Linked DNA regions of Homo sapiens: all the other regions are linked to region 4. A link is a loop called in an ENCODE intact Hi-C map of the cell type or tissue named here. Cell type or tissue: chondrocyte. All regions are shown on one strand.

Evidence for each region. Hi-C counts contacts between places; a loop is a spot of excess contacts. Peaks named below come from ENCODE experiments on the same cell type or tissue, not always from the same donor. Only the 100,000 strongest peaks of a DNase experiment are listed, where the experiment ranks them.
Region 1: it touches region 4 in a loop (4-fold over the local background); 3 of 110 quality-filtered maps call a loop at or near these places.
Region 2: it touches region 4 in a loop (4-fold over the local background); 28 of 110 quality-filtered maps call a loop at or near these places.
Region 3: a loop joins it to region 4, with 8 times the contacts of the local background. A loop is called at or near these places in 76 of 110 quality-filtered maps.
Region 5: it touches region 4 in a loop (4-fold over the local background); 16 of 110 quality-filtered maps call a loop at or near these places.
Region 6: it touches region 4 in a loop (6-fold over the local background); 20 of 110 quality-filtered maps call a loop at or near these places.
Region 7: a loop joins it to region 4, with 9 times the contacts of the local background. A loop is called at or near these places in 2 of 110 quality-filtered maps.

The regions. Positions count from the first base shown.
Region 1 is chr15:77,022,633-77,026,632 of GRCh38, forward strand. It overlaps PSTPIP1 (proline-serine-threonine phosphatase interacting protein 1), which reads left to right. Exons shown (of 15, transcript NM_003978.5): 4 at 2,652-2,686; 5 at 2,866-2,972. Among named protein-coding and RNA genes, the nearest start is that of PSTPIP1, 30 kb to the left of the region's middle. In chondrocyte, a CTCF peak has its summit at 1,819 (motif pointing right); DNase peaks (open chromatin) are centred at 759 and 1,439.
Region 2 is chr15:77,105,449-77,109,448 of GRCh38, forward strand. PEAK1 (pseudopodium enriched atypical kinase 1) reads right to left here. Exons shown (of 10, transcript NM_001385026.1): 10 at 2,710-4,000. Among named protein-coding and RNA genes, the nearest start is that of TSPAN3, 36 kb to the left of the region's middle. In chondrocyte, CTCF peaks have their summits at 2,423 (motif pointing right), 2,628 and 2,833; no DNase peak of the experiment used is centred here.
Region 3 is chr15:77,819,706-77,823,705 of GRCh38, forward strand. It overlaps a transcript of LINGO1 not described here. Among named protein-coding and RNA genes, the nearest start is that of LINGO1-AS2, 160 kb to the left of the region's middle. In chondrocyte, CTCF peaks have their summits at 731, 1,933 (motif pointing left) and 2,164; no DNase peak of the experiment used is centred here.
Region 4 is chr15:77,631,226-77,635,225 of GRCh38, forward strand. It overlaps LINGO1 (leucine rich repeat and Ig domain containing 1), which reads right to left and starts at 1,687. Exons shown (of 2, transcript NM_032808.7): 1 at 1,085-1,687. The coding sequence starts at 1,090. RefSeq lists enhancers at 2,506-3,069, 2,511-2,640. In chondrocyte, CTCF peaks have their summits at 6, 2,398 (motif pointing right), 3,404 (motif pointing right), 3,611 and 1 weaker place; a DNase peak (open chromatin) is centred at 2,410.
Region 5 is chr15:77,184,819-77,188,818 of GRCh38, forward strand. The region is part of intron 6 of PEAK1 (pseudopodium enriched atypical kinase 1); the gene reads right to left. Among named protein-coding and RNA genes, the nearest start is that of LINC00597, 39 kb to the right of the region's middle. RefSeq lists an enhancer at 2,927-3,146. In chondrocyte, a CTCF peak has its summit at 1,869 (motif pointing right); no DNase peak of the experiment used is centred here.
Region 6 is chr15:77,873,588-77,877,587 of GRCh38, forward strand. No RefSeq gene overlaps it. Among named protein-coding and RNA genes, the nearest start is that of TBC1D2B, 200 kb to the right of the region's middle. In chondrocyte, a CTCF peak has its summit at 1,714 (motif pointing left); no DNase peak of the experiment used is centred here.
Region 7 is chr15:76,939,346-76,943,345 of GRCh38, forward strand. All of the region lies in intron 3 of RCN2 (reticulocalbin 2), which reads left to right. Among named protein-coding and RNA genes, the nearest start is that of RCN2, 9.6 kb to the left of the region's middle. In chondrocyte, CTCF peaks have their summits at 2,127 (motif pointing right) and 2,330; no DNase peak of the experiment used is centred here.

The sequences.
Region 1 (4,000 bases), 610 kb before region 4:
GCTGTTCACTTTGGGGGTTCTGGGGCAAAGCTGGGCTCCTCCTCTCATCCACAGAGCTGAGGCTGCCTCCTTGAAATTTCATCTGGGGCCAAGAAAGGGAGGAGTGTTCTGGGCCTTGTTGTGTGAGCTGAACTAGGGTGGCCTGATGGTTCCAGCAACGGGGACAGGGGACCTGGGGCAGGAAGGCCTGCAGCCCAGGGGACAGGAAGAGGGGCCTGGAGGGGCCAAAGCCTGCCTGCCCAGGTACCCCAGACAGAGGTAGCACCAGTATCTATGCAGTACCCAAGGCCTAGCCAGGTCATGGGGACAAATGGGAGTTCAAGGTGAGCACAGACCATCACTGTCAAGACTGTCCCAGGGGTGGGACAGAGGCTGAATGTCCACCTGGCAGTGCTGTACGTTCAGGCAGGCTCCCAGCTTTCAGGTGGGGGCTGGGAAAAGGGCCAGCAGCTCCCAGAACCTGCGATTCCTTACAGCACCCCTCAGCCTGAGACCATGAACCGGGGTGGCCCACAGGTGGGTTTGGGGTTGAGAAAATTTAGATTATGAGCCTGGGGACAATGAGGAGGAGAGCCAGGCATTGCCCCTGTCCTCAAGGGCTCATGGTTCAGCTGCGTGACAGACATCCGCTGGGCCAGCCCAAAGTGACATCAGTGCTCAGAAAGGACAAAAGAGGATGCCAGGCAAAGATGCAGCAATGGAGATGGGCACGTGCAAAGGCCCTGAGGCAAGATGGAGCCTGGCACCTGGAAGCAACGGGCGGAGGGGCAGAGAGCAGGGCTGACAGGTGGGAGGTGGAGGTGGTGCGGCAGGGGCTGCAGCGGTGGTGGCAGCTAGCGTAGGACAGTCACGAGATTTAGGAGATAAAATAGAAGGTGGCGGCAAGGAAGGGAGAGGACAGAGCCTGGTGTGACTCCTGGGTTTCTGGTGTGTATAGCTGGTGGACAGTGGTGTCTTTGCCAAGAGGGGAGCCCTGGAAGAGGAGAGGTTTGCAGGGCAGGTGCTGAGTCCGGTTTTGGACACGCTGAATTTGAGGTATCTGTCAGATATGAGACCCAAAAGGTGAGGGCGGGGAAGTGGATGTGCAGGCCCTGAGCTCTGGGAGGGGTCTGGGTATGCTGTGGTCATGAAGGAGGCGGGGCTGGAGGGTGGTGTGCGTAAGGGCTGGGTTGGGGGTGCGGGGACCACGCTGTGCCTGGAGGCCTCTAACTGAATGAGTGGGACTGAGCTGAGGGGTGAACTGACAGGAAGCAGAGGGATTGGAGGTGCCACTGCTGGTGAGGAGTCAGAGAAGAGTCCTGAGCCCCACAAGGGAAGGTGGGGTCACCACACAGCCACCCCTCTCCTTCTTCCTCTCCCTGGTTCCGCCTCTTACCGCAGGGTGGCCACGGGCGCAGCTCCTTCACTCCTCTGACCCTTGGCTTCTCATCTGTGAAATGGGATAATAAAGGCACCTGTGCTGGCAGAGTTGTGAGCAGTTCTGACGTCTGGATGGGCATCAGCAGCGCTTGGGGCCGGGCCCCACCCCGAAGCCTCAGCCTCAGGAGGTCGGGGAGGAGCCTGAGAATCTGTATTTCTAACAGGCTCCGCGGATGCTGATGCCGCTGGTCTGTGGACCTCACTTTGGGATCCACGAGTTTAGGGCGAGGGGCCTGGCCCCCACCGATCTCCCCCAGGCCTGGATCCCCAGGCTCCTGCCAGGCTACTGCTCCTCCTTGGCCTCTGCTTCCCCAGGTGTCTACTGAGAGGAGAAGCCCCCTGAGAAGCCTGCCTGGTGCGCTGCCCCCTCCACCCAGGGCTGTCCGGTGGGCGTCATGAGGCCATATGGCCGCCAGGGGGCAGCCGAGCTGCTCCACAGAGAGGCTGCAGGGAGAGCCAGATAAAATACTGGATGCCCAGGTGAACGTGAATTTCAGATAAACAACAAATACTTTAAAAATAAAAGTCCGTTTTAAATACTACAAGGGGCATACTATACTCAAAAAGTGCTCGTTCATCTGAGATTCACATTGCACTGGGTGTCCTGTTTTTATGTGTTCATTCTGGCAGCCCCCGCCCATCATTCCCTGCCTCCTATGCGCAGTGCTGGGCCCTTCCCTCCCTCCCTCCCTCCCTCCCTCCCTGGCAGACAGTGCCCACCTCTCAACTCCTGCGCCCTGCCCTGCTAGCCTCTCCCACGGCCATCCAACCTCCTCCAAACATCCCCCGGGCCACCTGCTGAGAGCCCATCTGAACACTGTCCCCTCCCCTGTAGCCTCACCCTGGGGCCATTTGGTACCTGCCGAGGAGAGAGGGCTGTGAATGTGGGAGAGGAGTTCAGGGGAGGGAGGGAGGGTCCTGAAGACAATCCCCTCTTCTCTAAGAATGCAGCTAGGAGCACAGATGGTGGGGGCCTTCGGTACCTCCTCCTTCTGCCACATTGCAGAGGGTTGATTGCTTTAATTTGCAGAGAGCTTTGTCTTCCAGAAATCAGTCTGGGGCCCCAGTGGATGGTCACCATCTGGCTAAAGGGTCCCTTGGTTCTAGAGTGACCCAGGGTCTTCCCACCAAAATAAAAGTCCTCCCCACTGCCCACCCCGCCGGGAGGCAGCCTGGACTGTAGGTTCCCGCTGTGCTCTCCTCCTCCTGACCTGGACCCATCTGTTTTGCAGCTCCCTGAGGGCCTCCTTTGACTCCTTGAAGCAGCGTAAGTCCCCTACCCTGGGGCAATGGGATCTTTTGGGACTGCGAGGCTGGTGGAGGGTTTGGGGGGACAGAAGATGAGGTGTTGGGGCTGGGGCTGGGCTGGCCCACACGGGTGAGTTGTGGGTGGCTGAGGCCCATCAGATCTGACACTGGGGACCAGTATCCATGCTCTGCCCCCAGAAATGGAGAATGTGGGCAGCTCACACATCCAGCTGGCCCTGACCCTGCGTGAGGAGCTGCGGAGTCTCGAGGAGTTTCGTGAGAGGCAGAAGGAGCAGAGGAAGAAGGTGAGGCAGGTGCAGGGGGCGGGGGAGCTGCTCCCCCATTGCCAGCCTCTCAGTTGCTGTGGGGGTAGGGGGCTGACCTTCCTGGTAGAGCCAGTGGAGGGCGGCAGGGGTGGTGGTGGGACAGCACTCCAGGCTTTGGGGCTTGAGGGTGATCTGAAGTGGGTAGGGAGGGCAGAGGCCTGGCCGCTGGCACTAAGGCCAACTCTTAGTCCCAGAGCCCCATGGAAGGTCCTTCCTGTCGAGCTGCCTCACGCCTAGGAGGATCCTACTACAGCAGACTCTAGAGGGTCTGTGGCAACTTGGCAGTGTCCAGAGGAGGCAGTCTGAGTTGTGGGGGTCACTGGAAACTGGTCTTGAGTCCAAGGATCAGGGCTGATTGTCCTGGAAAAAGGCAGACTTGCAGCCAGTCACCCCACAGGACTGCCCAAGGCTGAGGGGTCAGACACAGACTGGGGTGGGAGAGTTGTATGGCATTGCTTAGCATCCAAAGGTACTTCTCACCCATATGTAGGGCATGGCTGTCCCGAGACAGAGTGACTGCATGGAAGTGAAGTCCCCATCATGGGAGGTGTGTAAGCAGAGGCTGGCAGATGCTTGTCAGGGAGGCTGCAGGGCTGAAGTTGGATATAGGTTCCCTGGAGGGCAGGCAGGACGCAGACTGGCCTGGAGGCTGGGCTTGGGCCTGTGAGGATGGGGGCTGAGCCTCTCAGGGCCTTAGTGATGAGGGTGGTGCCCTGCACAGGGTGGCAGGGCAGCACACAGATCCGCTTCTTGCCTGGGGAGGAAGGATCGTTGTGAAGTGGCCAAAGAATTGAAAATGAAAAGTCACAACTGAGCCTTGAAGGGGAAGAAGCTGTACCTGAGGCTGGGGCCAGGCTAGGCCTGGGTGTCCTGGCCATACCACTTCCCATCTCTGTGCCTCAGTTTCCCTCTCACAGGATGGGACACATATGTCTACCTCCCAAGTGCTGGGAGCTCAGCCCAAGCCATGCGCCCCTCAGTCTCCACAGACAGGGCTCCAGCTCTGG
Region 2 (4,000 bases), 530 kb before region 4:
TTGCAAATTTGAGAGAACTGGATCTTGGCAACAAATTCCCTCCTACCCCCCCACCCAGTGTGAAATCCAGTTTTTAAGTTTCAGCTGTAATTGCCTTGAGCTGCTCTTAACAACAACTTGTGATCTGCCAACTGCAGTTCTTGGCTCCTATGGCACTAATGAAGTTCTTTCCCTTGTAGAAGAGAGTGCGAACTCACTTATAAGGAAGCATAATTTGCTAGGCCTTGGAGAGGAGGCAAAGAGTTCCTGGAGCAGAAGGTACACACTTACAACCCCAGGCAATGGAGAGCTCCCCACACCAATTCACTCCGGGCAGGAAAGAAATCAAGATTCTCTGTGGCTTAGGTTGAAAGACAACACTCTGCAGGCATGGAGCTGCCAAAGGCCCCATCCAACTGTCAGTGGCCCATCACCTCCGGACAACCCAGAGTCAGACAGGATGGCATCACTGAGGACCACTAATGGAATTCTCAGGAATGAATCCCACGCTGGGTGATGTGATGGGGAAGGGGAATAGGATAATTTATCTCCAGGCTCTCCAGTTACACCAAAGGACAAAGTGATCCCACTGAAGAATAGAAACTTAGTGTTTTTTCTGGCCTTGTTCCACCTCACCTGGAGTCTGGCTTGGGCAATCCTGAACTGGTCCCACCATCCACTGGCCTGTATCCTTTCAGGGCTCCAGGTGTTTCTGGACCAAACTGGGGGTCAGGCTGCTTATTTTTGCGGCCCAGTAACGAGATGCAGATGAACCGGGAGAGAAGGGAGTTTTTATTTCTGTAACCAGTTACAGGGAGAAGGCCTCGAAGTTATTGCCAGATCAACTCAAAATTACGGTTTCCCACATCTTATATACCTTCTAAGCTATATGTCTACGTGTAAGTGTGCATTCATCTAAAGACATAAGTGACTATTTATTTATTTATTTATTTTGAGATGGAGTCTTGTTCTGTCACCCAGGCTGCAGTGCAGTGGAGCAATCTCGGCTCACTGCAAACTCCACCTCCTGGGTTCACGCCATTCTCCTGCCCCACCCTCCTGAGTAGCTGGGACTACAGGTGCCCACCACCAAGCCCGGCTAACTTTTTTGTGTTTTTAGTAGAGACAGGGTTTCACCGTGTTAGCCAGGATGGTCTCGATCTCCTGACCTCGTGATCCGCCCACCTCGGCCTCCCAAAGTGCTGGGATTACAGGTGTGAGCCACCACATCCGGCCAACTTCTTTCAATCTATAACTAAGGTCTGAGTCTTGAAGACCTTCCTCTGGAGCCTCAGTAAGTTTACTTAATCTAAATGGGTCCAAGTGCTGGGGTGATTACCCTTAATCTTGTCTCCTGCTAAATCATGGAGGTATGGGGAGTTCCTTCAGACCCCCGATAAACTTGTTTAATCCTAAACAGGTCCTGTTAAGAATTCCTTCGCTATTTTGTCATGCTTCAAGGCCCAGGAAAGGTCTAGGCAAAACTCCCAGTGGAGCTTTTGTTACACTTCAGCCTTCGTATAAGGGCAGTGGCCCCTTCAGCTTTTAATATTTAATTTAATCACTCAGTCAGTACTGAATCAGTTGTTATGGAGTCCTGCATTAGTGAGACCTGGCCTGGCACACACGGTGACCACTCAGGCCAGCAGAGCTTCACACAGCAGCCCGGTCCTGGTACGCTCTGTTTCTGTGACCTCCCAACCCCAACTGCCTACTTTTTTCTTTGCTTCCTTTCCCCCAGAAGCCAGTGTGTTGTGCTGACAACTAGAAGGGAAGTTCTCTAGGCTCTTCTCCAGCAAGCAGGCTACACAGCTGCAGCAGGCAGGGCCTGTGTCCCTGGGGATTGTCTGGTCAGGCTTGCTGTTGACCCTTCCTCCTGGGCCCAGGCAACACACAGAGAGCTTTTGGGTCCACACCAACATGGGTTCTGTTATGTTGCTCCTCAGCAACATAAACCTCAAGTCTGGCAGCCACTCTTCTGGGGTATGCCTTAAAAACAGCATCTGCAAATTCCAGAGTGCTTGCTAGTGGAGAAGAGCAGAGACACCGGGTTGGAGACAGTGTCCACTGTAAAGGGTTTGGTGCTCTAAAATCTGCTCTAAATTTAGGATCTACATGTTTGCCTTTTCATCTATTCTCCTCTCATAATGCGGCAGTTGTTGCTACCACTGCTGACTCTTCCTGCTTAAGCCAGGAGGCCTCCTCTGCGCTGCTGAAGTGTCCACACATTAGCTTGTCTGCCTTTGTGAGGCCCCTGTGTATCACTGTGTCAAAGGCATGCGAATCTTGCAGATGATGCAGTACCAGGCCCTGTCCCCGCTCATATTACCTGAATAGCTCTGATTTCCACGGAGAGGGTCAGCCAGAGCCAGCTAACCAAGCCTCTCAACATGCAGTACAAACCCAGGAAGCCTGCAGGTGACTGCTCACCAGAGGGCGATCTCACACAGCAAACCTGCAGCCTTCTGAGGTCTGGGAAAAGCAGAATGCCTTTGCTTTCTCTTTGGGGCCTGATTTCCTCAGATTAGACAGGGAATAAAGAGAAATATAATCCATGTCAGCAGGGGATGAGGACCCAGAGTGCAGAAGACACACAGGCTGAAAGCCATCATTTCCTGTGTTATGGACAGGGCACCTACCCTGGGGGGACAAGACATAACCATGTCTGCAACCAAACCCTCCCCAGCATGTCAGTGTGGAAGAGTCGCCAAAAGGACAAGCATTTGTCTGTTTTTTAGTGTGTATTAAAATGAATTTATTTACACAGTAACATGATGCCACGGAGTACACAGCAAAGTACCACAGCAAACCAAAGGGTGGCACCACTGCTGGCAGAGAGGACCTTTCAATGATAGATTTATACAACTTTACAATATGTAAGTAGAGGGGTGAAGCTCCGGAAAGAGCAAAAACAAGATTTTCAAATACAGAGTGTGGGCAGGGCCAGAGAGAATTAAAGAGAGATTGGAATGAGGACTGTCATGATTCAAATCACCAAGTAGAATGAAATCTTGCTTCTGTATTTGCCTCATGCCAAAATGCCCTGCATATCCTCAACAGAAAATCCCAACCCAGTGTGTTCATACATCACACTCTTTAGTTCTAACTGGTAAAGGAAGGGATAACCAAGTAGTATTTGGAGCAAGTTCCTGAAACAGTGTGGTTTAACCTTTCAAAAATGAACCCTATGTCTGGTTCAACATTCAAGTTATCATGAGTGCGGACACACACATACTATCCACACACTAACGGGCAAAGTGGGTTTTCTGTACTACAACAATATTCGTAGCAAAATATATGACTCTGTACTTCTGCTAGGTTAAAAAATGTCCGACCTCTTTTGATTCCCTGAAACTTTCTTGATTTAAAAAACAAAACCAAACCAAACCAAACCATGGGGGTGAATGGGACACGTCAAGATAAAAAGCTGGAATAAACCCAGAGACTTTCTGGAGTGGGAAACATGTAATGGGATGTTGGGAATGCAGGCCCTTGCAGCCCACCTAGGTGGGGAAAGCTTCTAGCAGTGGTTGATGCAAAAATCTATTCTAATTTTAAACAGTTGCAGGGAGGGGGTGTTTAACGGCTGTATAGCACCTTGTACCTTCTGGGCACTTACAGATATTAAATGATGGTGATGATGAATGGTACACAACTCTGTAGGAAGGTTTATAAAAACAATTACAATTTGTTAAGAAATTTCCCAAGAGTTCTTTAAACAAACCTATTTAAACTACCATATCTCTTTAAAAAAATCTTCCGCTCTCAGTATTATATGATGTTCTCAAGCTGAGGTTTGGGCAATAGCCACAGTCATGTCAAGGGGACATGGAAGAGATCCTTCTCCTTAAATACTGAGGAACTTTGTATCTGCCAGGGCTTTCTTCATCTTCATCATCATCATCATCTTCTAATATACAAAATGGACTTCTTTTTAAAAAGGTGCTTTTCTGAGGATGGATTTATCAGCTAAATGCCTTGACATGGAATGTATGTGAACTCCCCTCCCACAGCATCTGTC
Region 3 (4,000 bases), 190 kb after region 4:
CCGCCGGCCTTAGGTGCCCCGCTGCTCCCCGTAGGGACCCCGCGGGCGGCCCGGCTCCCGCACCCTGCCTGGCCGGGCCGCGGCCGCGCTCCCAGCCCGAACCTGGGCCCAGGTGCCGACTCGGGCTTCTCGCACTCCCGCGGGAAGCGCCGGCCCCCTCCGCGGCGCCGCCGCCCTTCTCCCCCCCTTCCAGTCCGGCCTCTCCGGCGCCTCCCTGCCTTGTCCCACCTGCCCAGCCCGGTCCTCGTTCTCCCCGCTGCTCTCCGTCTGTCTCGCCGCCGCCCTCTCCCGCGCCCCTTCCTCCCCACCGCCCTGCGCTGCCTCTCACATTCTCCGCATTACAGCGGGTGCCGCCCGCCGCTCGCGGGGCCCAGGGTTCGAGCGCGCAGTGGGCGGCGAGGGGACCCGCCACGCCCGGCCCCGCCGCCCCCTCCGCTCTCCGCGGCTCCGCGGCTGCTAGCTCCGGCCTGGCGCTAGGGTGGCGACGTCCCGCGCTAGCCTCGGCTGCCGCTGACAGCTCTCATCTCGCCCGGGCTTAAAGGGATAGCGCACCCGGCTCGACCGGCCCCACCCGGGGGCCCCGGGGAAGGGACCTCGCTGCGCGGGAACAGTCCGGGGCGGTGGCACAGCCGGGGCCGTGCGGGCGACGCCCTCTCCGCCGCCGTGGAGCCCGGCCCTCGGGGCTGGAGGTGAGTCAAGGAGAAGGACGGTCAGACCACGCCATCCAGGGGGCGCTCAGCGGCCAAGCCTCTGGGCCGACAATGGGTGTGCGGCGGTGTAGGCTGAGCGCCCTGGACTGCGTGGCGGGGGATGGGGGTCAGTGAAGCTGCCGTCTGAGTCTGAACTCCAGGTGAAGACACCTGTCATGCTGGGAGGACAGGGCTCACGGGCTGGCGTCCCGCTCCTGCTGTGTGACCTTGGGCAAATGCCGACCCCTCTCTGCACCTCAGTTTACCCCCTTTGGGAAGGGCATGGCTTCCATCATTTCTGAGCCCATGCCCAGCTCTGATATGGTGTTAGGTCCCCATAGAAGGGGGAGTCCCAAGGTAGTCCCTCAGCCCCCAGAGTCCCACCTCCTTGCCTGTGAGAGCTGAGGCCACCGCTGAGACTGCAATCCTTGCCACCCCGGACACTCACCAGGACTGGTCTGCCTCCTCCTTCCAACTGCCTCATCAGGGAAACCAGGGAACGAGGTAAAGTTGAGTCAGTACAGGGACCTACCGTTTGCAGAGCTCCCTCACATCCAAGATCTCCCTGGACCCTCATGACACCCCTGGGAAGTAAAGTGCACCCCTACGCTCCCGGTCAGCCTGATCCTGGACAAGTCTAGCACGTGAGCATTTCGTCTTCAGGGCCCCCTCCCCACCCTTACTCCCACCCAGGCTGTCCCTTGCTCTCCAGAGGGATGCATTTTGCCCATTGTTCAGGAAGTTTCTGTCATATGCCCCATCCTGTGCTAGGTCCTGGAGACACAGATGATTTAGACACATTCCTACCTTCAGAAAATAAGAATAAGGGAGGTATGATAGAGCTGTGGTGGGTGGAGGAGGTCCTGGAGGAGGTGACATTGAAGCCAGATAGTGAAGGATGAGTAAGAATTGGCCAGGCAGAAAGGAACACGAAGGGTATCCCATGCCAAAAGAAGAGCATGTGCAAAGACCTGGAAGTGGGAAATGGAGTGATGGGTGTTTTGGAGGGAAGAGAAGCTATAAATCCTTGATTTGAGGAGTTTCGACTTTGTTCTGGGGCAGCAGCAGAGCTGCCACTTGGCAAATCTAGGCAGCAGCCCCCACCCCCACCTTTCAGCCGTCACAGAGGTATGGCTAAGGGCTTCCCAAACCCAGCAGCTTTTGCCAGAGGCCACCCCCTCTTCTGTTTCTCCCCTCTAAGCCCAGACCCACTTCTGCACCCATATCTACAGCCAGACGCAGCACAGCCTCCCCCTGCTGTCCGGAGCTGGAAGTAGGAGAAGCCCAGGCTGCGCTGTGGCTGTGATGTGAGTCCAGGAAGGGCCAGGCTCCTGTACCCACCCATCATGAAGGTGCCCTGTGAAGACCCTAGACTTTGGTATCAGGCAGATCCAGTATCAGTTCCAGCCTCAGTGTCCTCCTTGGTACAATGGGAATAAAAATACATTGCCAGTAACATGACTGGCAAAGAATCCACGAGGGACGATGCTCAGGAATGGCTCAGCACACAGCGGGCATGCGGCAAATGGCCTTTTCTTCCCCGTGTCCGAGCTTGGCTTTGTGGCCCATCCCAAAGTCCCTGTTGTCTCCCCTCTCCCTCTTTCCCTGACCATTTTCCTTCTACCTCCCTACCAGACTTCCTGGGGGTCTCAAGGGAGATGAGCTCATGGCTGTTGCCTGCTCTGGCTCAGCACGCCTCCTGAGGAGTCTTCCCAGGGCTTCCAGGTGAGCCCTAGGGAAGCCACACAGAGACAAACAGCCTTTCCCCAGAGTCTCTGACATCCTTGCAGAGCAGCAATTTCAGCCTGCATCCCCATCCATTTCCCACCATCCAGTTCTCCCGCTTACTTCTGCTGTCTTGGAAGCCACACAGCCTTTGTGTCCGTGCTTGGGAATTTATGCCCAGCTATGCGGTGCAAACTCAAATAGGTGGCACACTTTCTCTGAGCCTTAACTCCCTCCCTAAGTATGGGAGCAAGCTGATATGCACCACAGGGATGACGAACCTGAGTCTATGTCATTTATTTTCCCCAGCAAGTCCAAGCCTAGGCCCTCTATCCAGGAGTTCTGCACAAAGGCAGTCATGTGCAGAGGCCTCTCTGGGGTCCCCTTGTGTCCTGCCCTTGTGCTGGTGGCCAGAGGCTGTTGCCACGTCTTCCTTCCAGCAGGCTTTACAGAGAGGCATGGCATGAATAATGACCAGGCCCACTCTACGGCCAGAGCAGTAGTAGCTGGGGGCCTGGGGCAGGGACCAGGAACAAGACCAGTTGGACAGCTAGCTCCAGGAGGTAGCTCCTCTACCAGGGGCTGGTGGCTGGCTGCTTTCCACCACAGAGGCTGGGTCAGTGCCCCAATAAATGCCTGCCCAGGGCCGCTCTGCTGTTTCCAGCCATCTTCATGGGCCAGTCATGGAGAACTTTGGCAGTGTTCCAGATCTAATCATCACACCAGGTCCAGCCGAGAGACTGAGAGTGGCCCACATGGAATTCGAGGAGGCAGTGGGCATTTCCCACCCACTTCCTCTGAAACCCCTGGTTTCCTAAGCCAGGCTGAAAAGCAGGTCACCAAGTGTTCAGAGAAATGCCCCACCCAGCTGGGCTGTCTCCTTGCTATCTCTAAACACATCCAATCTCCCCACCTCCACGTCTTTCCCCACCTGTCCCCATCACTTTTGGTTTCCACACGTCTCAAGTCCTTCCATCCCTAAGCAGCTGGCGTCAACCACCCCCTCCCCACCCCGATCTCCCTCTTTACTCTTGGCAGAGTGTGGCCAGGAGATTTTCATTCATTGGCTCACCCTCACACTAATCTTGGTGTTATCATTCCCATTTCAGAGAAGAAAAAAGCAAGGCTCAGGGAGAAGTTCCAGGATTTGAACTGAGAGCCAACATTCTTTATTCTTTCCATGAATATGCATTGTGGGCCTACTTCATGCCACACATTGCGCCAGGCATGGGGAATACGTGGTGGAGACCTCAGAGTCCAGATGAGACAGGGAGAAACCAAACCACCATGCAAACAAATGTAAAATGACAACTGGGACAAATGCTGTGACAAGGTCTGTGGGGACCTGGTCTAGTCTGGACTAGGGAGTCAGGAGAGGCTTCTTGCAGGATGTGACATTCAACGTAGCACCAGAAGGTGGAGTAGACAATGACCCAGAGAAGTGGGGACTCCAGAGAGAGGGAACAACGCTTTCAAAGTCCCCATGGTGAGAGGAAAGAGAAAAAGGCCATGTGGCCAGAGCATGAGGAGAGAGGATTAGAGATGGGGGTGCAGGTGGCATGGGTCAGGACAATAGGTTCTAGTGG
Region 4 (4,000 bases):
CCCAAACCAAGCAGAGGACTGAGGGAGGGCTGGGCGAGCAGGAAGGGGCTGTCCAGATGCCACAGCCCCTACCTCAGGGCCTCCTGCACTCCCACCCGCTCAGGGCAGAGCTCTTCCCATCCTCTCAGGCCCCCTTCTGCCCCACCCCAACCCCAAGGCCTCTGAGAACAAAGAGGAGGTGCAGGCACAGTCAGGCTGGACCAGGCTGGGCTGCGACCCCAGCAGGAACCGGGAGGGGCTGCCCACTGGCCTGGCCCCACCCCTCCTTCTCAAAGTGGGATCCGCCCGGAGGGTCACATCTCCTGGCATGCCTTGAGAGCAGAGAGCCCACAGCCCACCCCGAAAAGGGTGTGAGGGGGAGCAGGAGGCTCCCTCCTTACCTCCCTCTTCTCAGCTGGTTCCCACCTCCCACCCGCTCTGCCTTAGAATGAAAAGTGGGGCAAGAGGAGGTGAGAAGCCCGGGCTGAACGCAGACAAAGGGGAGGCCCCTAAAGCGTTCCTGGGCGCTCCCGGTCCCCAACTCCCTTCCTTCCACTCTCCCTACTCCCCATCTCCTTTTCACTGGGCAGGAGCTGGAAAGGGGCGATGCTTGTGTGTGGTGGGGAGCTGCCATCCAGGCTGGAGCTTGTGGAGAAACCCAGCCCCTGACCTGTGTCCACCAGCTAGGGAGTGTCTGGTGCTGGTGGGGGCTGCCTGGGGGTACCTGGGGTCCACGAAGGGAGGTACCCACCCAGGGCTGAGCAGGGGGCTTACCCTCTAGAGTGACCAATACTCAGAATGGGAGGGGGGACAGGAAGGGGAGACCAGAGCAGGTCTGGGACACCCGTGGGGGCCCCTCCCCAGCTCCAGGCTCCCAGCTTACAAACCCGGAATTTGTTGGGGTTGGAGAGAGGGGAGGTGGAAAAGGAAGAATTTTCATTTCTGAGGCTTGAGGGGAAATCAGGCCTATGACCCCAAAGGAGGTCTGGGTGGCACCGAGGTGCCCTGCAACCCCAGGAGGGCGCAGCCAGGGCCGATGGCGGCCCCCAGGGGCACTCGCCGCGGGGCTGCCCGCTCGGGGCTCGGCCGCGGCCGCCTGGCTCACCTGCATCTCGGGCGCGCCTTCGGTCCGCTCGGCTCGGTCACCAATCGCATGTCTCTCCAGCCGGCCCGACCAGGCCCCAGCCCCTGCCCAGCCCCCTCCTCCGTTTCCTCCTCCTCCGACACCTCCGCCCGGCAGTCCGCGCGCCCTCGCGGGGCTGGCTGTCCGTCTGTCCGCCCCGCGCGGGCGGGAGCCGAGCCGGAGCCGGGGCCGGGGCTCGGGAGTGGGGAGGCGGGAGGCCGCGGCCCCGGCGGGCGGATGGGCGGGCGCGCTCAGGCCGCGGGACAGGGGCTGCGCGAGCCTGCTTCTGCCCCCTGGGCCGGCCCGGAGCCGCCGCCGCCGCCTCTGCCGCTGGGGCCGGGGTCGAGGCCGGGCGCGCTCCGCCGCGGGGCCGGGGCCGGCGGGCAGCGGCCGCGCATGCTGCTCGGCGCCCCGCGTCGGGAGAGGGGCCGGAGCGGCGCGGGTGGGGACTCCGCGCCCTCCGGGGCCGGGACCAGGACCCACCGCCGCCGCCGCCGCCTGCGCTGTCGCCCGCCGCCCGCTCCGGCTCCCGCGCCGGCTCCCGCTCGGGCTCCGCGCTCTGCAGCGGCGCGGGGAGGGAGCACTAGGAGCGAGCCAGGGAGGGAGGAGGGATCGAGGGAGGAGGGAGCGAGTGAGCCGCGGGAGCCGGGCGGGGGAGGAGAAGGCGCGGCCGCAAAACCTGGTGATGGTGGTGGTGGGGTGGGGGGTGGTTCGTCTCCTTTCAGCGGAGGGGGCGGAGAGCGAGGGGCGCCCCAGCCGCTGCCCTGCACGCTTAGGGCAGCGAAACAGGCAGGGGTGCGCAGGCGAGGGGCGCACCAGCCAGGCGCTCCAGCTCTGCACACGGCCGCGCCCCTCCGGGTCCGGGGCTCTGGGCGAGTCCCGGGCCAGCCGGGTGTCGGGGAGTCCGGCGTGCGGTCCTCCCTGGGTGTATGCGCGCACACCGTTGTGTGTGATTTTTGTGTTGCCACATGCGTGTGCATGTGAGCGCGCGAGTGTGTTTACACGTGTTAACTGGGCTGTGGACGAACACACGCACGAGGACGGACAGGGCTCCCTACACGAACAGGGTTGTTTGGAGGGCGGCATGGGGAGGCCGACCGGGAGCCCCCGTCCTGGCCCTGTCCCCTCCTCTCGAAAGTCCGCGAGGCTAGAGGGCCCACATTCTAGCGCGGGAGGGCGAGGCAGGCAGAATGGGAAGCTCCAGGGGACGGCGAGGAAGCCGCGCTGGCCCGGCAGCTCTACCCAGGAGCCGGGGTCCCCGCCCAGCCTGGCTTCCTGTCCAGCAGAGGGCGGCAGGCCTCTCTGGCCCGCTCCGTCCGGAGGCCCTGCACCCAGTGGCCAGCAGAGGGCAGCGCAGAGCCTCCGCCTGGGCTTGACTGTTCCCTCCTCCCGGAATGGTCCCGGGGATCCTCGGCTGGGGCCACAACTTCAGACGGGCCCAAGGAATGGGACCTCTCCTCGGAGATCCAGATCCTCCTTGATCCTCAGATACAGAAACTAGGCCAGCAGGGATGTCTTGGCAAAGCCTGCAGAGTAGGTTACCACCCTCAGGACCTCACCTTTTTCCCTATACTACCCCCTCCATCTCCTTGAAGCCAGACGCCCTTTACCACCAAGCCAGTTTTATTAGAATAACCATCAATGCTGACACCGCCCGGCACGGCCATCCCTCCTCCCCTGCTGGGAACAACCCATTAGCACATGAATACTCCTAATAGCTTGAGTCCACAGGGGCAGCTGAGGCTGGGGGAGGGGATCTAGCCCAAAGCCTCTCGGATTCTGGGGCAGACGCTGGAATCCCAGTTCCAGTGACACCCCCTCTCCCAGGAAGCCTGCGCAACATCATTGCAGAGATGCCTGGTTGCCACGGAGGGACCTCTCCCCACCCCCAACAGCACCTTGTTTCTCGCTGTTCAGCCTCACACACAGCCCAAAGGCTTGCACAGACCTTCTGTTCCAGCTGCACCATTTCTGGGTACTTCTCAGTCTCTCTGGCACACCGTTGCTCTGGACAGTCCTGTCTGGAGCACTTTCTCCTGTCTCCTATGTCTATGCCCATCCTCAACCTAGGCCTAGCTAGAGTCCCTCCTAGCAGGCGTCCATGCTATGCTCTACTGTGAACTGTACGTTCACCCTCCAGCAACTCTGGGGGAGGCACTATTGTTCCCCTGTGACAGAGGGAGGGAAGCCCAGGCCCAGAGAGGTTCCAGGCTCTGCCCATGGTCACACAGCCAGCAAGCCACGGAAAGGGAACTGGACTCGTCTTCTATGGCTGAATGGACCAGCAGGGGGCAGGCTCGGCAGAAGGACTTACAGGTGGGAGGTGAAGCAGGGAGGCCAGCACAGGAGTCCCCCTCCCTGCCAGAGCCCAGCGCAGGCGACTCCCCGGTCCCTCAACTCCGCGCTGCCTGGACCCCTCCCCAGACTCCCCAGCCCCCCCACCCCGGCTGTTTGTGAGCTACCCGTGCGCTCCCGCCCTCCCGCGCCGCCTCCTCCCACCAGCCCGACAGGAATAGACGCTCGCTGGCTCCTGCGTAAAGGCTCCGCCAGGCACCCGGCGGGCGCGCAGACCCGCTGGGGGGCGGGGGCGGGGGCGAGGGCTATTCCTGGTGCGGTGACTGACGCAGGCAAGGCGCGGCCACCACATCTCTCCGCCCCCGACTCACCTGCTCCCTGCCTCAGTGATCTCGGCGGAGAAATGGGGGAGAGCCCACTCATTCCACCCCGCTAACCCCCAGGTGCTACCGGAGGAAGCTGGGGTCCTAGGGTGGGGTATTTTGGTGCCCACAATGATCCCTCCGCGCCTCGGAGGCAGCAGGGATGACCACGGAGCTGTGTCTGGGAGGAAGAGCCCCTTGGCCTCGGTTCTCCACTGTCAATGGCATCCAAGCCATTCCC
Region 5 (4,000 bases), 450 kb before region 4:
CCTGGGTGGCGGAGGTTGCAGTGAGCCGAGGTTGCATTGTGCCACTGCACCACAGTCTAAGACAAACAAACAACTCATAGAACTACGCACTTAAAAAAAGTGAATTTTACTACATGTAAATTTACCTTCAATAAACCTGACTTTAAAAAGACAGCTCTGCTGCTATGTAGAAAATGGACTCGGGAAGAACAGGACAGGAGGCTTAAAAGACTGACATAGGCAAACTAAGATCTGATGAGGATCTGGATTAGGATGTGGTGTCAGGGAAGGCAGAGAAAGATGCAGGAATGACTGGATTTTGAAGAGTAAAAAGTATTGAGGTTTTAGGTTTATGTATTCAAATGATTATGGAGCCATTTACTGAGATGACAACATTGGAGGAGGTGCAACTTTTGAAGGGAAGACTATGAGTCCATATTTTGTCACCCTGCATACAAGACAGTATATGAATTTAGGAGTCTGAAACATGGATGAGAATTCTGTGGTTCTCCTCTGCTTAGGAATTACTAGTATAGAGATATTTAGGCCGAAAAGAAAATAGTGAGCTGAGGAGGTGGCCTTGGTGGGTGAACCAGGGAGAAGGGGCTACTTCCTCTCCCCTAACTGAAAACTAACAGCCAAGGTGTGATGACACAGAAGCCAGATGAGGAAATGTCATGAAGGAGAAAGACAATAACTATTTCAAATGCTGCTGAGAGGTAACGGAAAATGAGGACTTACATACATGCCCATTGGACTTGGCAACATGAGCTCATCTGTGACCTTAGCATGAACTATTTGGTTCAGTGGTGGGGATGGAAACCAGACTGCAGTGAGTTGAAGAGTGAGATAATAGAGCAATGGTAGATAACTTTTGGAGAAGAGTAGGCAGGAAGGAGAAGCAAGAAGGAGCTAGGAGGATGGGGGTCCAGAAAGGATTTCCTTATTTTAAGATGGGAAAACCTAGATAATGTTGAATGGTAATATTGGGGAAAGATACAGGCCAGGGTGAGAGGCTGAAAAAACAGGAAAGAGGAAAGAATCACAATACTTAGAATGTTAAAACTGTGCAGGTTTCTAATTCAACTGTGTTTTATGGACAAAGGAATCGAAGCCTAGAAGAGACAGTGACTTTCCTAAGGACACACAGTAAATAAGAAAGACCCAGAACTGGGACTCAAGGCTACAACTACCTACAATATGTTTTGTTTTTACCTTTTTTGGTAGATGTTTTTTTCTTTTGTTGTATATGCTCACTGTGGAAACTCAGAAAAGCATAAAGAAAATAGAAACCATATGTAAACTTATTATTCAGAAGTAACTTTTATTAACAGTTTGGGGGCAGTTCCTGTCAGTCACCAAGAATTTAAATTAAAAAATTCCCTGTGTACTTAGCACTATGCAGCACTGAATACAAAAAAGAATAAGGCATCTTGGCATAATATCTTGTTAACCAAGTTAAACAGACTCTGATAAGAGTGGGATTAAGTTTTCTCTTTGTAAGTAGTACAATATATTTGCTTTTTCAAAGACTAGTAGATAATAGTAAAAATAATTCCCCACTTTGAGTAAAAGTAAGTTAATTCAGTCAAAAGATGGCTAAGCTGATTAACAGCTATCACTTATCAACAGAATAGCCAAATGAGACTCACCAGGAACACCATTTGCTTATGTCAGTGTTGTGTGCACTAGGAACCCATGTTGCATATGACATTCGTTTACAAGTTTGTGTCCATCTGTATTCATCTGGTTTAAAACCGAGACACTTATACATATGTAACAAACCTGCACATTGTGCACATGTACCCTAAAACTTAAAGTATAATAATAAAAAACAAAAAACAAAAAAACCGAGACATGAACCAGGCAAACACCTTTAGCAAGCACCAGATGGAGCTGCTGTCTAAGCCACAAAACCTTAACCACGAGGGCTTCATTTTAAACACTAATTATATTTGGAGACAAAGAGGTGCACTTAAAGACACTGTCAAAACTATTTTAACCTACAACAGTCTCATAGAGGGGGAATCTGTACCAGATGCAGGTCTGTCCAAAGAGCAATCCTTGGGTTTTACAGCCTTTGTGAAATGACTTCAGTGGCAATCAATAACTAGCAGCTTTCCCTGCTCAACACCAACGCTCCCCAAATGGGAAACTCCAGTCTCCAAAGTTATGCTTGAGAAATAAGAAATGTGTCTCCTGAGGCACTTACACAAGGAAATAAAACAGTCTATCCTGGTGTCTTCTATTTATTTGCCAGAACAGGTCTGATACAGAGCACCCAAATGGAATGTTTGATAAGAAAAGCTCATTTACCTCCACATTCCTTATAATCTCAAAGCAAATCTTCTAGATGAAATAGTCTATGGGAGAGTTTAATGGCTGAAGCTGCCCCTAGGAGGTAGCCAGGATTCCATGATCTAAAATCCTATTTCATATTTGACAGTTTTCAGGACCAAAGCCCTTCAGGCTATAGATTAAGCTATTCAAGAGTGGCCTATTTCACTTCAAGTCATGACAGCTTTTTAAGAACCTATTACTGTTTTTTATTCTCTCTACTGCCATACAATGACAATAATTAGTTTGCTTCTAGTCCAACAGTTTCAGGCAGATTTGATACCAAAAAAAAACCCCACAAAAATACAAAAAAACAACAAACAAATCCACAATGGATTTCAATCTTGAAATAAACTGGCCAGCAGAAAGAGCTGGAGCTCCTCAAGCTGGATTCAATTTCCATTAGTGAAGAAAAGGAAAGTGTGTAGGTGGGAGATTAAACACCATATATACAGCATTTCCTAAAGGCACCCAAGGAGAATCTGTTAATAATAAAGGAGGATGGAGAATGAACTGCTAAGCTCCTCCAATTCTGTGACTCCCGAAGCCCACCATCTCTCTCCATAAAATCTGTCACATTGCCATGGAGGCAGAGTCAAGAATCCTCACTGCTGTACGTGGGCTTTTAAGGACACTCTCAGTGAGGATCTATTGCCTATATGTCATCCCACATATTAGTCCATCTCCAGGATGCTAGGGAACAATTTACAAGTCAAGGTTCTCACTAGGCTTTTGTTAAAGAACATGTGGGTCACTTAAAAAAAAGGAAAGGAAAATGTGACAACCATACCCACGTCACTGTTCCCAACCTTTCCTTCTTCCACAGTGAAAAATGCTGACCTGACACCTCAACCAGCTGCCAAACTCTTCAGTATATGACTAAAAGGGTGGGGAGAGGAAGTGAAAGCAAAGCTGCAGGAAGAAGTTTTGCAGAAGATAAAACACAGCTTAAATTTGGTACACAAATGGAAATTCCATGAGTAAAAGGGACTTTCTTGAGATCTGACTGAAAAAAAAAATTATCATTCCTTGCTATCACAAGAACATGAGGTTCTCCTATCTAAAGAAGAAACCAAAGTAAAATCTGCTTAATTTTGGAAACTTAATGAAATCTCCAGAAGCCCATCCAGTTCCAATTGTTCTAACCACAACAGTTTTTCTAACAGTTCACTGCTCCTGTCACATGGTAGTCATCTCAGGATAAGAATCATGTAACAACAAATGCACCCCTGCAAAGCAGCACCGCTCAGTTCCAACTAATTTTTAAATTCAAACTCTTTGACGAATCAGTTAACTACTACTAATAATAATTATTATAAACTTGGTAATAACTAGTTATAAGATTAGAAGTTCCAAAATGTTCCCTGAAACCACTTTAGACCCCTATTTAAGAAGGTATACATCAGAGAAGAAGTTAAAGTATTATCTAATAACAGCCAAGACTCCATAGTCTTTTATAGTTTTATTTTATTCACAAGCTTTTTCTTCTGCTTGGAATGTATTTCCTCTAATGCTGTTCCATTTGTTGAAACCCTATTTATCCTTCAAGATGCAGTTTAAATTTTACCTCTGTGATGAAGTTTTGCCTAACTCGATTATACCACATTGTTTTGTAATTATGTAAGTCCCCAGAAGGCAGGTCTAAGTGTTTTTCCTCTCTATATCTCTTGAATTGTTTGGAATA
Region 6 (4,000 bases), 240 kb after region 4:
GAAGTAAAGCACTTCACCCCAGACGAGCCCTGGTCCTGGTCACCCACTGAGCCCTGGTCCTGGTCACACACAGGACCTAGACCTTTATTTAGAGATGGGCCACTAATCTGTCACGTGGGCTGGGCATGGTGGCTGAGGCCTGTAATCCCACTTTGGGAGGCGCAGGTGGGAGGATCACTTGAGGCCATGAGTTTGAGACCAGCCTGGGCAACATAGCAAGACCACGTCTCTACAAAAAAATTTAAAAATTAATCAGGTATGGTGGCGTGTGCCTGTAGTCCCAGCTACTGCAGTGAGCCAAGATTGTGCCACTGCACTCTGGCCTGGGCAACAGAGCAAGATCCTATCTCAAAATAATAATAATAATTGTCATATGACCAAATTTTTTTCCAGGCTCCGAGCGCCAGCTTCCTCATCTTTCCAACAGAAGGTCTTCGCCTGGGCTAAGTGTTAAATCAGAAAACCCCTATTCAGAGGTTGGCCTGCAGTTCCCTGACCTGGTAACACTGGGGAGCATTGGCTGCTGTCACCTGCCAGCTCCCACCCCCACCCAACACTTACAGACCAAGCATCACTAATTTTTGCAGCTGCCGTGATAAATGGCACTGTCTGCAAAATGACATCTGTCTAATCTGCCACAAGACAGACGGGTCCCCGAGCTCCCACAGCCTCCCGAGAGCCAGCCCAGGCCAGCCTTGTTGAGATGATGGGCAGACACAAAGCCCAGGGCCTGGGGGCAGGTGGGATGGAGAGGAGACCTCAGGGCCCAGAATCAAGAACATCCCTAGAGGGGTTTACCACAGGCTGTTTCCTAAATATTTAGTAGTATGTGTGCTTTTAAAAATATTCCAAAGAATATTATATCCTCTGTTCCTTTCTGACCAAAGTTAGGTCTTCAATTCAGTTTTCTTTTCTTTTTTTTTTTTTTGAAACAAGGTCTTGCTCTGTCTCCCAGGCTGGAGTGTGGAGTGTAGTGGTACGATCACAGCTCACTGCAGCCTCCATCTCCTGGGCTCAAGCAATCCTCCCACCTCAGCCTCCCAAGTAGCTGAGATGACAGGTGCCTGCCACCATGCTCGGCTTATTTTTGTATTTTTAGTAGAGACAGGGTCTCGCCATGTTGTCCAGACTGGTCTTGAACTCCTGGCTTCAAGTCATCTGCCCACCTCGGCCTTCCAAAGTGCATGGATTACAGGCTTGAGCCACCACACCCAGCCTCAATTTTCACTTTAAATTAAAACCTGGAAATTGTTCAGGTTTACAAGGATGAGCCATTAGACACCGGTTCTGAAGCAGTGCTCTCTTCCCATCTCCCTCTACTCTGCGGAACAGCGTGCCTCTGCCTAAGCCATTGGGTCTGGGGGCTCTTCTCACCCCCCTCCTCCCTCCCACTCCCTCCATGGCTCCCACCCTCCCTCCCAGCCCCTCCGCTGACCTCAGCCGCATCCCCTCCATGCCTCAGGCTGGCCTCGGGCTGCCAGGTCAAGGTAGAACTCCCCTCACACCTTCCTGTGTCCAGGAGTAGAGGTGAATTGGGGCTCTGGATGCCAAGAACGGAGGAAGGACAAATGCCAGCCCCAGAGACCCTCGCCTCCTCAAGACCAACAGGAGCTGGCGCCTGTCCACCCAGCAGCAGCAAAGCAAGAGCGGGTGCCGGCTGGGGTGGGTGGGCACAGGCCTGGGCTTGAAGATTGAGGTAACACTGCCCCCTCCTGGCTAATTCATGGCTGCTCCTCTGACAGGCACTGCCAGGCTAAGCTGTTGAGGCTGGGGACATAGCGAGTGACTCTCCACAACAGCATGTGACAAGCTGACCCTTCCCTGCAGTCTGCCCAACTGAGAGCTGCCTCTTGCTCTGCCCATCCTGCCCGAGCTAACAGCAGCCCCACCAGCTTGCTCCAGCTGTCTCTTGGTTGTCAGTCTTGCCTCTCCTCCAAGGGACTCGGGGGAGTCACAGACAGCAGGACCCTGGCATAAAAATCATCATAACCACCAGGCACTTCAGAGTTTATAAAGCTCCGGCGCTTCTGTTGAAGGCCATCATCCAAGCACCTCGGTGGCTGTACATTTTACGGATGAGGAAAGGGGTACAGAAAGGCGAAGTGACTTGTCTGTGGCCACATAAAAAAAGGCTTGGCAGGACCGGGCTCCTGGCTCCTGACCCCACCTTCTTTCCCCTGCCCTGCCCAGTGGCCAGCTCAGACCCACATCCCCTGACATCTACTGCAAGCCTCATTCCCAGCCCTAAGCAGGTATTTCTCACCCTCCTTCTGGGAGCCCCAACCCAGCCCTCAAGCAAATATATTCACAAATTTTTCATCCAGGTGGGGACTGTCCACTCTACTTCCAAGAGGCTCTGTCTGCAGGCAGCCGGCTGTCCACTGGGGCAGCACAGCAAGGGTTAACAGCAGGAACTAATATTTAGAAACAGCACTACCCCAGAGGAGTCAGCTGTGGCCAGCTGGTCACAGCCACTGAAGCCACCAGCCTTTGTGAGTGTGATATGGAAGACGAGTGCCTGCTCCTGGAAAGCAAAGGCTCCAAGAGGGTCCTTCACCACCCCGGCCCTTGTCCTCCCAGCACGGCTTGTGTGTGGCTCAGAGGCCAGGGCAAAGCCCTCCACCAGCCTCCCTTCCACAGCTGGCTCCTGAGGGTGGCAAACATAACTTTTCAGCTCCCGAACTGTGTAATTGTTGGGACTGGCTGCTCCCTCCCCTCCTGAGCCTGGCTGCCTGTACTTGGAGGAGCCCTGTGTGTGCCTCTGCCAGAAGCAGGATCAGGACCACTCCTAACAGAGGCCCCAGGTCAAAGGCCCAGGCCCAGGGCCCGCTGCCATGGAGCTCTTGGCCAGAAAACTGCAGGGCCACTGAGCCAGCGCCTAAAGCCCGTGCCCTCTTGCACAGTAGTGGCCTAGGTTCTGTGACCTTCATGGCAGAGGGCCAATTCCCTGAGGGCGGGCCCTGGGCAGCAGGAGCACACCCCTGCTTAGGCACCACCCCATCTAGGGCACAGGCACACACCATTTCCCAGCAAGCTGGCTTTGGCCACAGGCTTCTTGGGTGGGGCCCAGGCAACGAGGGTGCAAAACACCCTGGCCAAGGGTGGGGCCAAACCACAGCCACTGCCCAGAGCGGGGACTCTTAGTCCAAGAAGCACTAGAGGTAGGAGTGACCAGCAGTGCTTGGCCAGCATGGTTGGGTGAACTCTGCTGGCAGGGAGGTGAGTATTACTGGGCCCTCTGTTGTCTTGTTCTCCAAGAACAATTGGAGAAATGGAGGCAGCACATAACACAGGTCACTGTAGCTTCAGAGAAGTTTGAATCTTCTTTTGCCCCTGGGTGGGAACATCCTTCTTCCTTCTTATAAGTGTGTTCTAAGCCTCCTTCTTTCCTCCTCCCTCCCACCCTGTGCTCTGTCCCATGCTTGGCTGGGGAGGCATGGACGCACACCTCCTGACCCAGCTAAGCAGGCCCCAGGTGAAACTAGGAGAGCTACGGAGATCAGGATTCCAGGGAATCTTTTGAAAGAGAAGTCGACGTGCACGAAGGAGGGCTAGGAGGGCTTGTTGGAGGAAGGTGAGATGTGGTCAGGGAGGTAGGGGCAGTCAGGGATGGCCACCAAGGATGCCTGGCCAAGCAAAGTCATGGGAAAGGTTGGAGGGCAGAAGGAAGAAGGCCCGAGCCAGACCTGAGGATGCCAGAGAGGCCCAGGTCAGCTCTGTTCAGCACTGAGGCTTCAGGGCCTCGGGGGAGCTTGCTGAGGAGCTGGAGAGGGGACAGTTGAGGAGCAGGCACGGCTGGTCCAGCAGCCTTTGTTCCAAGACAGTGGGAGGTGGTCAGGGGTCAGTTCCAAAGGCACACAGGGGCCTCGACTTTCTGCCAGTCTGCCTGGCATGATGCTGCTCAGCATTGGTCCAGAGTTCCAGCCCTAGGTTACGGCTGAGCAAAGGCCAGGCCTGTGTGCGCTGGAGCCGCAGCATCCCTTTTTCACTGAGAGCCTCA
Region 7 (4,000 bases), 690 kb before region 4:
CAGTTCTGTTTTGATTTAAAAGAATATTGAAGAAAGCATTTACAGTTCACATAAATTTATATTTAATCAACTTTTTAAAACTTTATGCATTTGTTAACTATCAGCTTTAGATTAGTTAGGATTTTATTTTTTAAGGGGAAAATGTATCTTTTGTTTTCTTTTTATTTGGGTCTTCATTCTACAGTGGACTAAAGTGAGTAAAAATCAGTCTTTTTACTGCTTGTAAATACTAAAGGAAAAACAAGTAGTGATAATGAGATTTGGGATCATCTGTCTATTAAGTATCCCCATTTACTATAGGAATTAACTTATCTTAAACCAATGTAACTTATCTAAAACCAAAGCATGGTGTGGTGTGGTTTCCCTTCCTAGGAACAACAGAGAAGTTAAATACAGTATTTTAAAATCTTGCTGGAATTAGATTCTAATTATGTTTTCTATTTTTATTTTTTGTTACTCAAAAGACTTAATTACTATCCCATTAAAAAATAAGAAGTGCATGTTCCTGTATTCTTAGAAGGGGGTGATGTAATAGATGGTGCTGAGAAGAAAATCTTCACTTTGAAGAGATACATGACTCATAAATTGTTTATGAACAGTTCTTTTAAAAGGTGTCTGGTTCTAATTCTGTGTTCTCCACCAGCTACTTAGAATGTGTTGATTATAACACTCTGCTTTTAAAGGATGAATTAGATGAATCTTAACAGCCTAAAGGAATAGATTGATCCCGAAAATGAACACTTCAATGGGAGTCCTTTTGGTTATTTTTTTTTTTGACAGCCTAGGAATATGTCTCTATCTTCATGAAGTTCTAATCATATGTTTTTAGAATTTGCTATAAGTAACTTCCTGTGTGTATGTGTAGTCCCAGCTGCTCAGGAGGCTGAAGTAGGAGGATTGCTTGAGCCCAGGAATTTGAGGCCAGTCTGGACAACATAGTGAAACCTTGTCCCTTTAAAAAAAAAAAATAACGTCCTAAAAATTGATGTGGAGTGTAAAGATGAACCCAGAAACCATATGCATTATTTTTCTAAATAAAAAATAACGGATGAGGAATGAATCAATCTCAAAGTTATAGACTAAACACTATACCATAAATAAAATAATCATAAAAAGTAATTGGATATGTGAATAAAATAAAGTTTTCTATAAGAAAGTCTGTTATAACTGACGAAAGTCAGCTTAATATCTGAACTTCACCTTTTTTTTTTTTTTTTTTTTGAGAGGGAGTGTCGCTCTGTCACCCAGGCTGGAGTGCAGTGGTGCAATCTCGGCTCACTGCAGTCTTAGCCTCCCAGATTCAAGCAATTCTCCTGCCTCAGCCTCCTGAGTAGCTGGGACTATAGGCACGTGCCACCATACCTGGCTGATTTTTGTTTTTGTTTTTGTTTTTTTTAGTAGAGACTGAGTTTCACCACGTTGGTCAGGCTGGTCTCAAACTCCTGACCTCAAGTGATCCACCTGCCTTGGCCTCCCAAAGTGCTGAGATTACATGCGTGAACCACCATGCCCAGTCTGAATTTTATCTTATATTTAATAAGTTTTCATATAGGGAATAAAGATAACCCTTTCAGGCTGTGAAATGCCTGAAGAAGCATTTCTTTATAATATAAAGAACAGTTATGGTCAACACAGGATAATTAAAGTTTGGGGATCTATCTGGCAAAAGTTCAAGTGTTCTTTGTTTTTGTTTTTGTTTTTGTTTTGAGACGGAGTCTTGCTCTGTCACCCACGCTGGAGTGCAGTGGGGCAATCTTGGCTCACTGCAACCTCTTCCTCCCAGGTTCAAGCAATCGTCCTGCCTCAGCCTCCCAAGTAGCTGGGACTACAGGCGTGTGCCACTATGCCCAGCTAATTTTTTAGTAGAGATGGGGTTTCACCATGTTGGCCAGGCTGGTCACGAACTCCTGACCTCAGGTGATCTGCCCACCTCGGCCTCCCAAAGTGCTGGGATTACAGGCGTGACTGCTGAATGTGCATGTATAAGCAGTATTTATTTATGTAAGATATAACCTTGCATGTGGCTAATCAGAATTTTTAATGCCTAGTCATTTGTTCTAGTATCACACATTATATATTTCCTCATGTAGAATCATTAGTCTACCAAAAGATGGCAGTTTTGTTCCTCACAAGTTTCTGTTGTAATCTAAAAATAAATGATTATGGTAGCTTTTTTATTACTGTACCTAACACTTTTTACCCTCTACTAGAATACAAAGTTTTTATATACAAGAAAAAAAAAGAGTGTTGAAGTTTTATGAAACTGACCATCTTTTTTGTTATTTTTTTAGGAATTTGCCATTTGTAAAAAACAGTCTTTCTGTTTTTGGCTTCTTCGATTTAATGTGAGCTATTCTTATTTTGTGTTCTTCAAATGGCCGTGAAATGTGAACCAGAAAAAGCTACCCCCTTCACTTTTTTTTTTTTTAAAGAAATCTCAGCTTGTTGAAAGAGATCCTTTCTTTCCATAGGCAAATTTGGCCAAATTTAGCTCTTCTCCTGAAACATGGACCTTTTTGCTCCAAAGTGAAGGGTTCTTTCATAAGGAAATCAAAGCACTTGGTATTTTGAATAATGGTTTATTCAAAAAGAACTTGATTGACTCAGCAAAGTACCTCAAATTCTTGTTTGTCTGCTTTTACCATGTTAAACCTGAACATAAAATGCAAATTATTTGGTCTAGTTATTTAAAATTTTGAAACATTAAGTTAAAAGCTATTTGGAAACAAGTTATTATTTTTTCTTTTCTGTCATGATTGGGTGAATATAACTGGCTTGTAGAGTCTGATGTTAATAAAACAAATTCTTTGGGGAAAGAGGTGAGCCTCTCCGCTGTAAATCAGTAATTGTAAAAGAACTAGTGTTTAGGTAAATGACTGCTACCTGACCTCTATTATTCTAGAAGACTGAAGAGGGTATTTTTATTCAGTAGTGAAACACTTAAAAGCTTCTAAAATATTTGAAATTGTGCTTTAAAAAAATGCACAGTTTAATACATATCAGTTTATAGGAAGGAAAGCTATTCCCAGAAATTCTCAAAACAGAAATTATGCAGGATTAGCAGTATAGCATTATTGGCTCCCAAGGCTCTTGGTTACAGAATTACCATTGAAAATTTTATCAAAAGCAGCCTTGTCCCTGATAGCTGCCGAATCATTTTTAAAAAGGGGGGTGGATGGGAAGATGGGAGAGAAAGTAGAAAAGGATATGTGTTTATTAAACCTTAACATGGGATCCATTTAAACTTTTGATGTTATTTATATCTGAATATACAGAATTAACACTATAAAGAGCCTGCTAAGACTAGACTTCCAGGCTGAGCACGGTGACTCATGCCTGTAGTCCCAGCATTTTGGGAGGCTGAGGCAGGTGGATAGCCTGAGCTCAGGAGTTTGAGACCAGCCTGGGCAACATAGTGAAACCCCATCTCTATCAAAAATACAAAAAATTAGCTGGGTGTGGTGGCACATGCCTGTGGTCCCCACTACTTGGGAGGCTGGGGTGGGAGGATCACTTGAACCTGGGCGGTGGAGGTTTCAGTAAGCCGAGATTGCACCACTGTACTCCAACCTGGATGACGGAGTGAGACCTCATCTCCCCACCCCCCAAAAAAGAAAAGATTTCCAAATATTAGGTACATATACTAATATTATGAGATTCTCAACATAAGAAGACTGTTTTTCTGAAACAATAATGTATTTTTGAAAAGTCACTTAGAGGACCAGAAACATTTTTTAAAAGCCCTACCAAGATTTAATACATGGTATAAAGTTATTGATTTTTGGGCATTCAAAAAAGTATTGAGATTAATTATTAAAGTAGACAGTATAGTACTGTAGAAAGAATAGGGAGGATCCAAGTTCAGTAGTTTTGTTTGTTTTTTGAGTCAGGGTCTTGCTATGGTGTGAAGGCTGGCCTTGAACTTCTGGGCTCATGCAGTCTTCCCAAGTTGCTGGAACTACAGGCGTGCGCCACTATGCCATGCTCAGTATTTTTTAGC